2 separate regions of the Homo sapiens genome follow, and region 1 is linked to region 2. A link is an interaction called in ENCODE POLR2A ChIA-PET data of the cell type or tissue named here. Cell type or tissue: GM12878. All regions are shown on one strand. Links, peaks and the distances in the headings refer to the core of each region. The heading gives the core; the rest is flanking DNA. Region 1 overlaps JARID2 (jumonji and AT-rich interaction domain containing 2). Region 2 overlaps ATXN1 (ataxin 1).

Region 1 (6,974 bases), core at 1,219-5,218, 1.1 Mb after region 2:
CAAGACAGGAAAGTGAAGAATGGAAGGAGGACTTAAAATATATATTTTTTGAGAAAGCTTTTGATGTGACTTTCCCAGTATTAAACAATACCTCTTAGCAATGATTGCATCTTTTGGCTGATTCACCAATAATAATGACCACGCAGAGAAGTTTCTGGCTACACTATTTCCATTACTCATTCTGTGAAGTGTTCAAAATGTTAAATGTTTTGACTGTTTTCCTAATTTACACTCTATGCTTTTAATATATTAGAACTGATTTTTGAAATACATTGTCCCTTTAATAAACACCAGGCACTAATCTAAGATTGCCAACCTAAGTCATATTTCTACTGGAAGAAAAAATACACTGAAACAATTAACATTATTGGAAGAAAAAATGAAAAAAGAAGAGGGCAAAACCCACACACCATACTTCCTCCGGTAATGTGGTCGTGACCACTGTGTTGTATCAAACTCTGGCCACACAAGTGGATCAACTTAACCATTCCAATGCTGGCGCAGGATGTGGATTCGGTGGTATTAATGAGTGCGCAGGCTTATAATGTAACCTCACCAGACCAAATAACCTCCTGGCCACACAAGTAGAAAATAATTAAAACAAGCACGATTCCAATTTAGCTTTGTATACCAGATGGTGAATGAAAAAGCAGACAAAGACTCGTTTTGTGAATAACCTGGGGAACAGCCCCTATAGTTTCTTTTAAAGTTACAGCCTGACTTGTGAAATCAAAGAGGAAAGGAAAGAATACAAACGTTCTCACCAGAATTCACTCCTAGAGCACATATATATCCTTTTCCTTAGGTCATGACCAGAGAACATCACAACTCATTCCTTAAATGAATGTCAAGTTTAATCACAGTAAAAACCCAGAAACCCAGTGAAAATTAAGTGGGGGCAAGAATCTGCTGAACATCTATTTCAATGTTGAGCTCTGAGCTGTATGTAAAGAAATATATGAGATATGTTTTTTAAATCATCAGGACTACAAAACAACAAAAGTCACTGCCCAGATTCTACAAAGATCACTCCCAAAAAATAGACAATATTTGCAACCTAACAGAGACTCAGGCCTTCTTTTTCCTCCCCTCAAGAATAAGGGCATGTCATGGATGGGCAAAGGAAGAAAACATTTTAAAACCCAAAGATTCCTAACTTTGCACAAGAACTCTGTCAGCAGTCTAGAAATGGGAAGATAAAATCCGAATGGCTGGCTGACCTTCACAGACTAGACAGAGCGCATGCGGTTTAACCCGCTTATTAAAGATAAAAGCTGCATTCATGAAAGGGAGACATTAACTAATCTGTGCATCCTCCAGTGGGGATAAGGACAGCAAAAGAGGCCATCATACAGTCCAGTACTCCTTGAGATTTACAGTGAGCTTGCCCTGAGTCAAACAGCAAAATTGTGAGCTAGTTTATTTCAGCACAATAATCTTCAAACTTTTCTGTTAGATCCCAGCAGGATGTCAACTCTCCCTATAAACCCTACCCCTGCTTGCTGCTAGCAGCAGCTGACTTCCCCAGGCCCATCCCTCCCCAACTCACTCATTGCAGGATTAATCACAACCACAAAGCAGAAGAATCCCAGGCCAGAGTCCCAAGGGATAGTAAGATGATGACTAAGGAGGGAATTACAGGCTTGGGGTGATACCAAAATAATCCCCCAAAAAAAAAAAACCATATTAAAGAGACATTTGTTTCTGCCTCATTCAATTTAAGCATCAACAAAGATTATTTCTTTGGGTTCCTAAATCCTGTTTCTGACCTACTTTGTTTCCTTGACACAATGGGTTTACAATAGGTGTACAGATGCTCATGTGGCCCCAAGGGAAAAAGAAGAACTAGAAAAAAAAAGCCCATTATTAAGATACTACATTTGAAGATCTCTCTGGCTTTTACTGCTGGTCACTGTTCACAGGCTTCTTGAACAAGGCAGGTGCCTCCATGCCCATCCCCACACAGGTGGGGCCTCAGCAGCTAGACATCTAAGGAAGGGTCCTTTGCACTCTACATACTTGACAGGTACCCTTCCTGCAGCAATAATAGCCCATGCCATATTAACATGTGCTGCACAGGTGTAAATGAAGTCATCGTGAATTTGAAACAGAGGAAGGTGTTTCTTGACCATCTGAATCTCTTACTTTGAGGCCACAGACACACATTTTGACTGTATGGATGTTCTGAAGTCTGGAGTAAACGAGGCTGTGGTCCTGGCTTTAACACTTACTATATTACACTGGGCAACCTAGATAAACAATTGTATACATCAAATTCTGCTTCTGGAACAACAGGATTAAGCAGTCAATAAAATTTAGCAATGTTCTAAGCACCATACATCTAATCACTTAACGCTCCCAATGACACTAAATGATAATAAGTTTTTCTATTACCTTCGATTTTCAGCATTTCAAGTAACTACAGGTATAAGGCAGCACAGTAACTTGCAACCTGCAACAGCAACCTGCAGACACTGGTGTTATTAGGAATTGCAAGTAATACATGTAAAGCATATCATCCTGCCCAGTGCCTGGTACACAGCGGGTGCCCAGTAAATAGCAGCTTTACTATGTTTTGGAGAATTTGGAGATCCTGTTCACAAGCTCTATCGCTACCTGAATTCCATACAGGTGACTTTGTGGGGGGTGATCTTTGCTTCTTCGGACCTCAGAAGAGGTCCTGGAAAGCCCTTCCAGGAGTGTTGCAAGCCACTGACCCTTAAAATTCACCTCCTGGTTCCCTTCATGAACTCTCACACAGAGGAGAGTCTTCCATTGCACCAATATTTATTGAACAGCTACATGTCCTGGGCCTGTAATAAATATTCACTGGCAATCCACTAAGATGAATCAAAGGTGGCTAGGCTGGGGATGGTAGGGGTTCTCTGAAAACAAACAAGATACTGTATAATGTGTGTGGAGACAAATACAAACGAGGTGCACAACACAGCTACTCCAACACGGAAAATGCATCTAAGTGGGGGATGAAAAACGCTTCACAAAAGACATAACATTGAGCCTTGAAGGACAAGAATGTGAAAGTAAAGACAGCAGAGACCGCGTTGCAGTCCAGGTCACAACCAAGCCCATTCATCTGCTTCTTGAATTTATTCTTTTTATAAAGACTGTCCTAGAACCAAATTTCTATAGTTCTGCTGTTTTACCCCAGAGATTGCTACGTGCCCTTCTTTCCAAGGCTTCCTGTGTCCTTTATGACCTCCCTCCCTCATTCTTAGTCCTCTCTACTCCTCCCCACCACCCACTGGCAGCATGCGGGGATGCACGCACATGCACACGCACACACACGCGCACACACACACACACACACACACTCTTCCAGAATGGAAGGGATGGCAGCTGAATGCAGTATCACTCACATTTATACCTGCCCTAGATGCCATCATCAGATCTCCCCCTCGTGGCCTCACCAAGTATGCTGAATGTTACACATACTGCAGAGTTATGCCCTGAGACTGATAAGGGACTATAATATGAAAATGTGCAGGGGTGGGGTGGAGGCGAGTCAAAAGGCACCTATGCAGCCAGCTATGATAGCACCACTGCACTCCAACCTGGGTGACAGGGCAAGACCGTCTCTTAAAAAAGAAAACAAAAAAGGAACCTAGAAGTTACCATTTTTATTTGTCTATTTAAAAAACAAATTTTTAAAAAAGAAACAGCACCAACCCCAAAAAAGAAAAGGAGGAAGGAGGCTAACAGAGTAAGAGAAAGGGGAGAAAAAAGATCCCAAAGCAAAACCCATCAGCCGTGTTTCAGGTCGGGCCCAAATGTTGCTGCCAGATTAAATGACCCACCTTCACTCTCAAAAGCTGTGGCACTTGGAACAAGTGACCTCATTTCCTCAAGAACAACAAATTAAAGGGACAGAGAGATTAAAAACAAACATGTTTTATCAACCCAACCAGTATCAATGTATAGACCTTATTTGAAAACATGAGACTGACAGTAGGGGAAATCTGAACACTTGACTCATTATGTTATCATTATCATGGGTATGTTTTCTCTAAATAGAATTCACAGCTTTTAAAAATTAATGCTGTGCTGGACGTGGTGGCTGACGCCTATTATCCCAGAACTTTCGGAGGCCAAGGTGGACTGATCACTTTAGGCCAGGAGTTTGAGACCAGTAAGGCCAACATGGTGAAACCATGTCTCTACTAAAAATACAAAATTATCCATGTGCAGTGGCACATACCTGTAGTCCCAGCTACCTGGGAGGCTGAGGCATGAGAACTGTCTGAGTCTGGGAGGTGGAGGTCGCAGTGAGCGAAGATCGAGCCACTGCACTCCAGCCTGGGTTACAGAGCCAGAATCTGTCTCCAAAGAAAATAAAAACATTAATACTGACAGGCCAGGCGTGGTGGCTCACTCCTGTAACCTCAGCACTTTGGAAGGCTAAGGCATGGGGCCAGGACTTCAAGGACAGCCTGAGCAACATAGTGAGACCCCATCTACCAAAAATAAAAATTAGCTGGGTATGGTGGTGCACACATGCGGTCCTAGCTAGTGAGAAGGCTGAGGCGAGAGTATTGCATAAGCCCAGGTGTTTGAGGTCACAGTGAGCTATGATGGCACCACCACTGAACTCCACCCTGTCTCCACCTTCCACCCCCCAAAAAAATGTCTGAGATTTGCTTCACTTAGAGTAAAGGTGTAAATGAAACAAAATTCACCATGGGTTGATACTTCTGCAATTAGGAGAGGCTGCATAGAAGTGTACTGCATATTTTCAGGACTCAAAAAAGCTACTGTTTACCTGGGTTTCATATACACATTGATATTTACCATACTAGAAATTAAAACAAATTTCATATTAATTCATTTAGAAAATTATACAATCATTACATGTTAACAGAAATAAAATTTTTATGAAAATTGTATTTTACACATTGAAAAAACTGTGAGAAAAGTGGCACTGCTTTCCACTTCTGCAAAAGTCTTTAATATCTGGCTTAACGGGAGTCAACACAGTTCTCATAACTCAATTCAATCTGATGCAATATCACATATCATGTAGTATCTGGAAAGCCCCACTGCACATTTGTGAGAAAATGAAGACAATAATGTCTCAGTTTTTACCATGGTACTACTTTTCGCCTTGGAAACTCCCAGGAAGGGACTATGATCTAGGGATCCCTAGATGACAGTTTGAGAACCGCTGTGATGGAGCAAAGTCTATGGCGGTAAATAAGAATTTCCTTGACTTAGCAAGATTTCTACGATCCTCTTTACTCTGGTGAAATCAAAGTCCCAAGTTGACAAAAAGAACATCATGTCACCCCTGAACACCCTCCTGCACACCACACCATCATGAAGAAAGGGTCTCTGTAGTATGGACTGGTCAAAGTACCCTTAGACATTCCCACAGCTAAATTCAGGACAAGCTGTGAATGTTCAAGATGTACTTCTAGACCGCTGATCCCTAATAGGAAATCAATATGCTGGGTCTCTTGACAAGCAATTTTCTTTTAAATTAAATAGGGGGAAAAAAAGGATAGATTACAATATAACACGGAGAGTGAGGCTAAGCTGAAATTGTTTCAGTTGTGTGTGTGCACACACACAGGTAGCCACAAATACTGGGTCTCAATTCGAAAGTTCTTATTGCAAATAAAAGTCAAAATTAACAACAACACAATTCCCTCAGGTACAAGGTACAGATTATAAAAGTCTTTATAAAGAAAGAAAATGGGAAGAAAAACCATGTTTGAAGAGGAAGTAAAGGTGGTGACTAAATTAAGTTAAAAAAATCAAGTTTTGAAATTGTGGTATGGTCCTCATTAAAGAAAAAAAAAGAAATTATAAACACATACGAATACACAGAAAAACTCTAAAAGCATCTCCTCCAGCAAGGGATTTAGGCAGGCTTGAGTGCAACTTATTACTTTATTCCTTTCAGGGCTGTTGAAATTCTTTGACAAAGGGCAGGGAATGCTTTCAGAGTTTAAAACAACAACAACAAAAGACATTCTTTTCTTTTTTTTTTTTTTAATAACAAAACCACCTCTGACCCGTACTTTGCTCCAAACAAATATTAACTCAAAAAGCAGTTGGCGGGAGCGGTGGCTCACACTTGCAATCCCAGCACTGTGAGAGGCCGAGGCAGGAGGATCACACTTGAACTCAGGAGTTTGCAAAGTGCCTGGAAAATAAAGCAAGGCTACAAAACTACCAAAAAAAAAAAAAAACACAAAAATCAGCCAGGCGTGGTGGTGCACGCCTGTAGTACCAGCTACTTGGGAGGCCAAGACAGGAGAACTGCTTGAACCCAGAAGGCGGAGGCGGAGATTGCAGTGAACCTCCAGCCTGGTTCAAAGACTGTCTTTTAAAAAAAAGAAAAAGAAGAAGAAAAAGGAGGGGGGTCATAGTGCTCACCTTGGCAGCTCATATATTAAAACTGGAACATTACACAGAAGATAACACGGCCCCCGTATAAAGATGACATGCAAATTCGTGAAGCTTTTCTTTTTAAAGTGATCACAAGCAAAATGTGGGGGAAAAAATTATAAAACTCCAAGAGGAAACACAAGAGATAATCCTTCCAATCTTAGGTTATACAAAGATTTCCTAGGACACAAAAAGGATGAATGATAATACCTTGGGCTTCATACAAATCAAAAAGGATTTTCTTTTTTTTTTTTCCAGTTTTTTTTTTTCTTTTGAGACAGAGTCTAGCTCTGTCCCCCAGGCTGGAGTGCAGTGGCCCAATCTTGGCTCACTGCAAGCTCTGCCTCCCCGGTTCATGCCATTCTCCTGCCTCAGCCTGAGTAGCTGGGACTACAGGCGCCCGCCACCACGCCCGGCTAATTTTTTGTATTTTTAGTAGAGACAGGGTTTCACCATGTTAGCCAGGATGGTCTCGATCTGCTGACCTTGTGATCCGCCCGCCTCAGCCTCCCAAAATGCTGGGATTACAGGCATGAGCCACCACGCCCAGCCTTTTTTATTTTTTG
Region 2 (6,974 bases), core at 1,512-5,511:
TCTTAACTCACTGCAACCTCCACCTTCTGGGTTCAAGCGATTCTCCTGCCTCAGCCTCCCAAGTAGCTGGGATTACAGGTGTGCCTCACAATGCCCGGCTAATTTTTGTATTTTTTGTAGAGACAAGGTTTCACCATGTTGGCCAGGCTGATCTCAAACTCTTGAGCTCAAGTGATCTGCCCACCTCGGCTTCCCAAAATGCTGGGATTATAGGCATCAGCCACTACGCCTGGCACATTTTGGATCTTTATATGTAAAAGTTGAAGCAAGAACTTGGGATGCCTAAAGAATGATGCCTCCCAGCATTAGTAAGGGCAGTGTTTCCAACTGAACTTTGTACAGAAAAACCCAAACAAAACTAAAGATGTATTTTTTAGGTGGTATAAATTCGAAGTGCTCAATGTTCAAGAATCCACAATAAAGAAGGGCAGGGATGACTGAATAGTGATAAGAACTAGTTGACATTGTTTAGTCATAGAACCCAAACAAAATCTATTGGTTCTTAACAACACATAAATTACTCCTTAGGACTAATGTAAACAGACAAATAGAAAGGTAACTTCATTTTTTAATTATCTAAATTTTTCACTTTTGTAAAAGAATCATATTATACCATAAAAATATTAACCATGTCTCCAACTTAAATTCATGTTAAATTTCCAGTGGTAGCTATGTAATAAATTATTGCTAAGTAGAATTGTAGACTGAAAGAATTAATCCATCTTCTATAAATCCTGAAGATTATGTTAACCTTTTCCAGACACCTAAACAAGTATGTTACATGATTCAGAAAAAGTCATTTTTGACAAGTATAAAATGATTTTGAGGTGTGATAGCAAATTAGCTGTTTCAAACCTATGTTAGAGAAATTAAGTTTTCAGAGCAATTTTTTTTTGTATTTGTGCTTATATTCCTGAAACAACTTGCTTAAGGAGAGTCTCCTTAAATGGAAACATAAATGGTATACAAATGGCTATCCTCTATCATAATCTTTTATTTCCAAAACTCAGACAGGTTTTTATCATCATGCTCTTTGGACTCTTAACCATCTTCTTCTACTTTTAAATTCTACTTCTTTCTCAATACATTTTTAAACAGCATCTTGTGATCATTTCCCAGTCTTGAGTGCCTGGCACTGGGAGGTGACCTGCCCACATTGCTGTCAGAATTCGCTGCTGGACCCCTGCACAGGTCCCAGGCTGTTGGTTACGTGTTTCAATCTGCACATCAGCCATCCTCACCAGCCTTCCTTTGTGCATCTGGAAATAAAAATGCTCTTGATAAAATGGTTTTCTAAAGTTTCCATTAGGTTGCTCTTCATTTCATTTTTCCTTTCTTCTTCCCAAGCCTTTGTGGCTTGCATAGAATTGAAAAAAAAAATGTAATTTCTCCAGGGCTAAAATCCAAGACTTTGATAGGCAGTCTTAATGCATGGGGCTCCTACGAGTTGCTACCCGTTATAAGCATTGTAAAACTCACCCTGCAGAACAAAGAGAACTGGGCACAAAGATTATTCTCTTCTTCAACCATGGCAAGCCCTAGTTTTCCGGTTTCCTTTGCCTTTTCCTTCTTTGATCTCTAAAAGAAGGTAGAAGAGTAGAACGCTATTGTTCAGAAAGGAGAAAGCTATTGCTTGTCCAAACAGATTGTTTTTTCCTTCTGTTTGGCAACCTCAATGGCTCTACCTGTTTCTGGCTGTCATACTTCGGCTTGTGAACAGCCTTCCTCCCTAATTTTCAGGAAACTAACAAATTAAAGGTGCAAATGTCAGGTGGTTACTACATATCTACTGGCTCACATAATTCAAAACAGAGTCATGCAGCTCCTATCTAAAGCTAGTTCCTTGCCCCTTCTCAGTCACTACCACATCAAGCACAAATGTAGATGAAAGGGTAGTGTGTCAAGGTGAGAGCTGCCCACTGGGTAGTGTTACTCGGTCACTTGCTATAGGGGACAGATTAGCTGCCAATCAGTATCTCATCACTGTCATTGGCGTTTATAATCCAGGTTCCTAGCCCCACTGGTGATCTATTTCTGTGCCTCCGCAGTGACGCCAGTTGTCCTAGCAACGTGCTGGCTGGCACTTCGTTAAAGGCAAGTAAGGGAGTGGTGGTGGAAGAGGGTGGCCTCGAGAGGGTCAGAAGGGAGTTGGCAGTCACCTTGCTCAAAGAGGATTTTCCATTTCCCTCATCTGGGCAGGCCTCCAGGAGGAAAACGTCACTTACTAAGTGTATCATGGGAGTGTCACTTACTAAGGATCATGGACCACATGGTCTTTCTGGTACAGATAGAATCCCACGGAGAATAACAAATGAATTAATGGGTAGTCCAGGCAGAATGTGGGGACTGCCGGGCCAAGATGTTAGGCGATCTCAAAGCATCTGATGGTATCAGTTTTTCTTGTGAATTAGGTTAATGTTTTGCTTGTTTATCAGCACTGGCATGCAGAGTTGGAGACATGAGTAGATGTTTGGGAGGAATCAGAGGTCAAGGGAGGCAGAAGGAAGGGAAACACCATGACAGTCCCTCTTGGCCCCTTTTCCTGTTGACAGGTCTGGCCTGAAAGCCATCCAGTGTAACGAGAGCCTTCTTACTGAGCTCTGGTAATTTATCCATGCACCCAGCCTTGAAGAGGAATATGGCTCACTTTGTAATCTTCTTAATTGCTCTCCTCTCATTATGCCACATTGAATTGGCACTAAATGACTTTTTCTGCCATTTTCCGATTTGGATCCAAAGAACATAGAAATACTGTGGATTGTATCTTAAAGTCCCTGTCCAAAGTGGCCTTGCCTAGATGAAATCTAAAATGGACAGTCAAGTGACATTGGCAGAGCTGGGGGCTTCCCTCCATGGCCACTTCTCTGTGGAAGCCCCTAGGCAATGGGTTTGGGTGACATTTTCTCCTGAGAGTGCTTCGTCTGTGTGGCCCTGGAGATGCCAAGACATTTTTCACGAAGAAAGAGACTCAAGGTGGGTCTTTGCAAGGAAATGGGGAACAAGGGAGACTGATGAAAGGGTGTCCCCAGAGCATTGAAGACCCACAGATGACAGGAAGTATGACGTATGCATTGTTGCCTTTCCCTTCACGACTAAAAGAGTTTTTGTAGTCTCAATGACCGTTGTCATTTGTTCCACTGAATGACCACACTCAAGTCGAGATAATTGCATGAAACTGTGTGCTTATGATGGGAAAGACATTTAGGGTGTAACTGACCATTTCTAGCACGTTTTGTATACTCAACAGAAGGTATATTCACTCCTTCTACCATAGCTGAAATAAGGGCTGGTAGTGAAGATCTGGGACTGGAATTGAAAGAAATAATTTTTGGAAAAAGAAAAACTCCAAGGGTAGCTGTTGGCACTTTCAGAGCATCCCATATTTTCAGGATGTTTTGTATGAGATAAAGTAAATCAGTTTTGTTTGACAGGGTGTAGTGTGCCCAGCCAGGTCATTATTTTAAATTGACAAAATGATTTAAATGATAGAAGACATTGTATATTCCTGAAACAATAAATACCTATTAAGTACATTTTGATACAGTGGAGAAGTACAGTTTTTGTTTTTTGTTTTTTTTTTTGGATTATTATATAACTGTTAATTCAACACTTAGTGTTTAAATACTCATCATTCTTTATAGTGCACAGGTCATAAAGATAGTTCTCTCATATGAATAAGAAATACAACTAATGTGAATGGCATTAAAGTTAGAAGCTTCAAATTCTTCTCTGGGTTTGATGGTTGCTTTTTTAGAAGAAATTTGGTAAAGTAGATGATAGACCAGTTAGGTTTCATGAACTTCGTGCTTCATATTCTTTTCTTTTCACAACCTAGCTAGATACACAGTAAATAACTGGAAGCATACTAGAGTAGAAAGAACCCTTCTTCCTGAATAAGTTGTCGTTGATCACAGGGGTAGGCGTTAATCAAAATATTAATGACTAGGCCAGGCACAGTAATTCCAGCACTTTGGGAAGCCAAGGCGGGTGGATCACCTGAGGTCAGGAGTTCAAGACCAGCCTGGCCAACATGGTGAAACCTTATCTCTACTAAAAATATATATAAAATTAGCTGGGCATGGTGGTGCATGCCTGTAGTCCCAGCTACTCGGGAGGCTGAGGCAGGAGAATCACTTGGACCCGGGAGGTGGAGGTTGCAGTGAGCCAAGATCATGCCACTGCACTCCAGTCTGGGTAACAGAGTGAGACTCCATCTCAAAAAAAAAAAAAAAAGTAATGACTAAGGAGAAGATAGGGACACCTTGGGCTCTGTCCAGTAGCAGGAACCTCAGGCTAAGAAGGGACACCTGGGTTCTCTTCCCATCCCTGCCCTTTTAGACCAGTGGCAAGCTACTCTCTATCTGGGTGCCTCTATTTCCTTATCTTCCAAAGGAAGATCATTATCACTGCCACTTAACAGCATCAGATTTAAAGTATTAGTTCATATAAGAGACTCTTTGAATCACATTTGGGTTCAGATTTCAGACCTGCCACCCAGTAGCTGTGTGTCCTTTGGGAAATTGCCCAACTTCTCTGAGCCTTATTTACTTCATCTATAAAGAAGGTCTGACCACACCTACCCTGATGACCTGTTAAGAGAGTTAAATGCGATAAAGTCTGTTAAGTTTTTAGCCCAGTGATTGCTCCCTAATAACTGTGGCAGCCATGATGCTGTTATGATAAATTTCACACAACAAAATCTATCATGATGCGTTGCTGAAGTGAACAGGTGAGCAGTTGCAACTTGCTCATCTCTTTGTTGTAGAGACATTTCTGCTATAATAGGAGTTGTCATTAACTGTCATTGTCATTACACTGACAGTGAATTCGGTTATGTATTGTTAAGACCTTCTGCTTCCTTGACATGTATATAGTAGAATAATTATGACAGTGAAGGTGACACATTTGTCAGAATTATCCATGTGCATATGCTGAGGGCCCTTGGAATTTTAGGTGAATTTTATAGTATTAGTCAAACTGAAAGGCACAGTGAGTTTGGAAACTATAATAGTCTCATCTATAAAAGGAGTAGGGAGATTCCCAAAGGCTGTTGATATGAGTAGAACTCTGAAAAAGTAAAACATTAAAATACATTTTGATGTGGTTACCGTGTCTAGGTGGTGATAGGTAAAAACAGTCTAGTCTAATTCTTTGAAATTTAGGATAGAAGAAAGCCTGAAGATGGATATCTACATTCTTGTATCTTCTTTCAGCAAATATTTACAGAAAGAGAGAGAGAGTGTGTGTGTGTGTGTGTGTGTGTGTGTGTATGCACACACATATGCTACAGGCTAGGCACCTACAGTAGTTAAAGGAGCTTTCAGTCACTGGGGAAAGAAATGAGAAAACAGGCAATTCCTTTACACCATGACCAGCTCTCTCCTAATGGTACCCACAGGTTGCCATGGATGCAGACCAGCATGGCATCTTCTGGGATCAGGGAAGCTTTCATCCTCAGACTTGAATGAGGAGTAGATGTTAACCAGAAAACAAAGTGGATGTATCAGTTAGCATATACTGTGTAACAAGCCATCCCAACAGTTAAGGGCCAAGACCACAATCTTATGATTGTGGGTCACCTGGACTATTTTAGTCTGGGCCAGCTTGGCTGGGACTGGTTAATCCAGCATGGTCTCACTCACATAGCTACTAGAAGGCTGGTTTGCCTGAGAGATGGGTGATCTTCAGCTGGGACAGCTTGTCTCTGCTTCAGGTGGCCTCTCATCCTCCAGTAGACTAGTCTGAGCTTCTTCACTTTGCAGGCTAAGGGTTCCCAAAAGCAGCAAGAAAGGGCAAGCCCCAGTGCATGAGTGCTTTTCAAGCTCTGCTTCAAGATGCTTGCTAATTTCCCTTTAACCAAAGCAAATTACTTAATTTGTTCAGTTCAAAGGATGGGGAAACTCCAGCTCTAGTCACATGAGGACAACATGAGCAAAGCTCAAAGGTAAGAGAGAACATGGCATGTTGGAAGACAGCAAGTAGTTTGGAGTGGCTGGAGTCAGGCATATGTGAAGTCTCATGAAGAAAAAGCCAGATCATAAAGTGTCTTTTCAGTAAGTTCTGCTGAGGAGTTTAGAGTTTATCTTGAAGACAGGGGAGTGGTCATTGAAAGAGTTTAAGCAGGATGTTGACATGATCAATGAGATGTGTAGAGACATGGTTAGGTGGTAGAAGCCTAAAAACACTCGTTAGCCTAGACAATTCAGGAAGTTTCCAAAGAGATGACCCAGGGATAGCATAGGAGAAGATGGAAGGACTTGACTGAGAGGTGGCTCAAAGCTGACGTGTACTTTCAGAACAATGTGACCAGAAAAGAGGTTGGAGGCCCTTCAAGGTAGAGCAGAAAAGACAGAGGCTCAGGTCATCAGCAATATCCGTATGAATCTGGTGGGAGAACTCCACCAGTGTTCCTCACCTCGCTCCTTTGTGGGATCCTGCCAGACTCCAATGTCCTTGGGTTCTAAATAAACACCTACCAAGGGGCTGAGTCAAAGAGATTCCAGTCTCTGGAAGTGTCTTCTTGTCATTGTCATCACCCAGCCAAAGACTCTTTTCCTTCCAACATGTTTTTCCCTTTGACCTCAAAATAAACAATGTGTTCTAAAGGCTCTGGGGCACTCTCAAAATGCTTCTCTGACCTCGGATAGGACCATGCTTACCCATTAATTTCCAGATCTGACCTTTTCACTACACCTTTAAGCATAACTCTTTCAAAAGGCAAAAATAGAAATGACTGTTTCATTTCACCAAATTCAAGTCGCCAAGAGTGAGAACGTGTGGTTTTCACCGGTACGTTTGGGGACCAGTTTGTTGTCACTGAAACTGCCTGATATCGGGTCGGAGTGGCTGGGTATTTTTCAGTCCTTGGGGTTATAACTCAAATGTTGGAAGTGGTATCTTTTATAGGTAAAATTGAGGGAGGGGAGCATCAAAATGTGTGCGATGCAGATAATAATTTGCCAAGTTTTCTAATT

Evidence for each region. Peaks named below come from ENCODE experiments on the same cell type or tissue, not always from the same donor. Only the 100,000 strongest peaks of a DNase experiment are listed, where the experiment ranks them.
Region 1: POLR2A ChIA-PET joins it to region 2 with 5 read pairs; 1 of 35 experiments calls an interaction of 5 or more read pairs at or near these places.

The regions. Positions count from the first base shown.
Region 1 is chr6:15,323,887-15,330,860 of GRCh38, reverse strand. The region is part of intron 1 of JARID2 (jumonji and AT-rich interaction domain containing 2); the gene reads right to left. It also overlaps the pseudogene RNU6-645P. Among named protein-coding and RNA genes, the nearest start is that of JARID2-AS1, 79 kb to the right of the region's middle. RefSeq lists a silencer at 3,547-3,596. In GM12878, for the core only: a CTCF peak has its summit at 3,417 (motif pointing left); DNase peaks (open chromatin) are centred at 3,435 and 5,091; H3K4me3 peaks cover 1,239 bases; H3K27ac peaks cover 3,505 bases.
Region 2 is chr6:16,473,131-16,480,104 of GRCh38, reverse strand. All of the region lies in intron 6 of ATXN1 (ataxin 1), which reads left to right. Among named protein-coding and RNA genes, the nearest start is that of GMPR, 240 kb to the right of the region's middle. RefSeq lists enhancers at 4,940-5,109, 5,130-5,179, 6,850-6,929. In GM12878, for the core only: no CTCF peak of the experiment used is centred there; DNase peaks (open chromatin) are centred at 3,094 and 4,993; H3K4me3 peaks cover 714 bases; H3K27ac peaks cover 3,145 bases.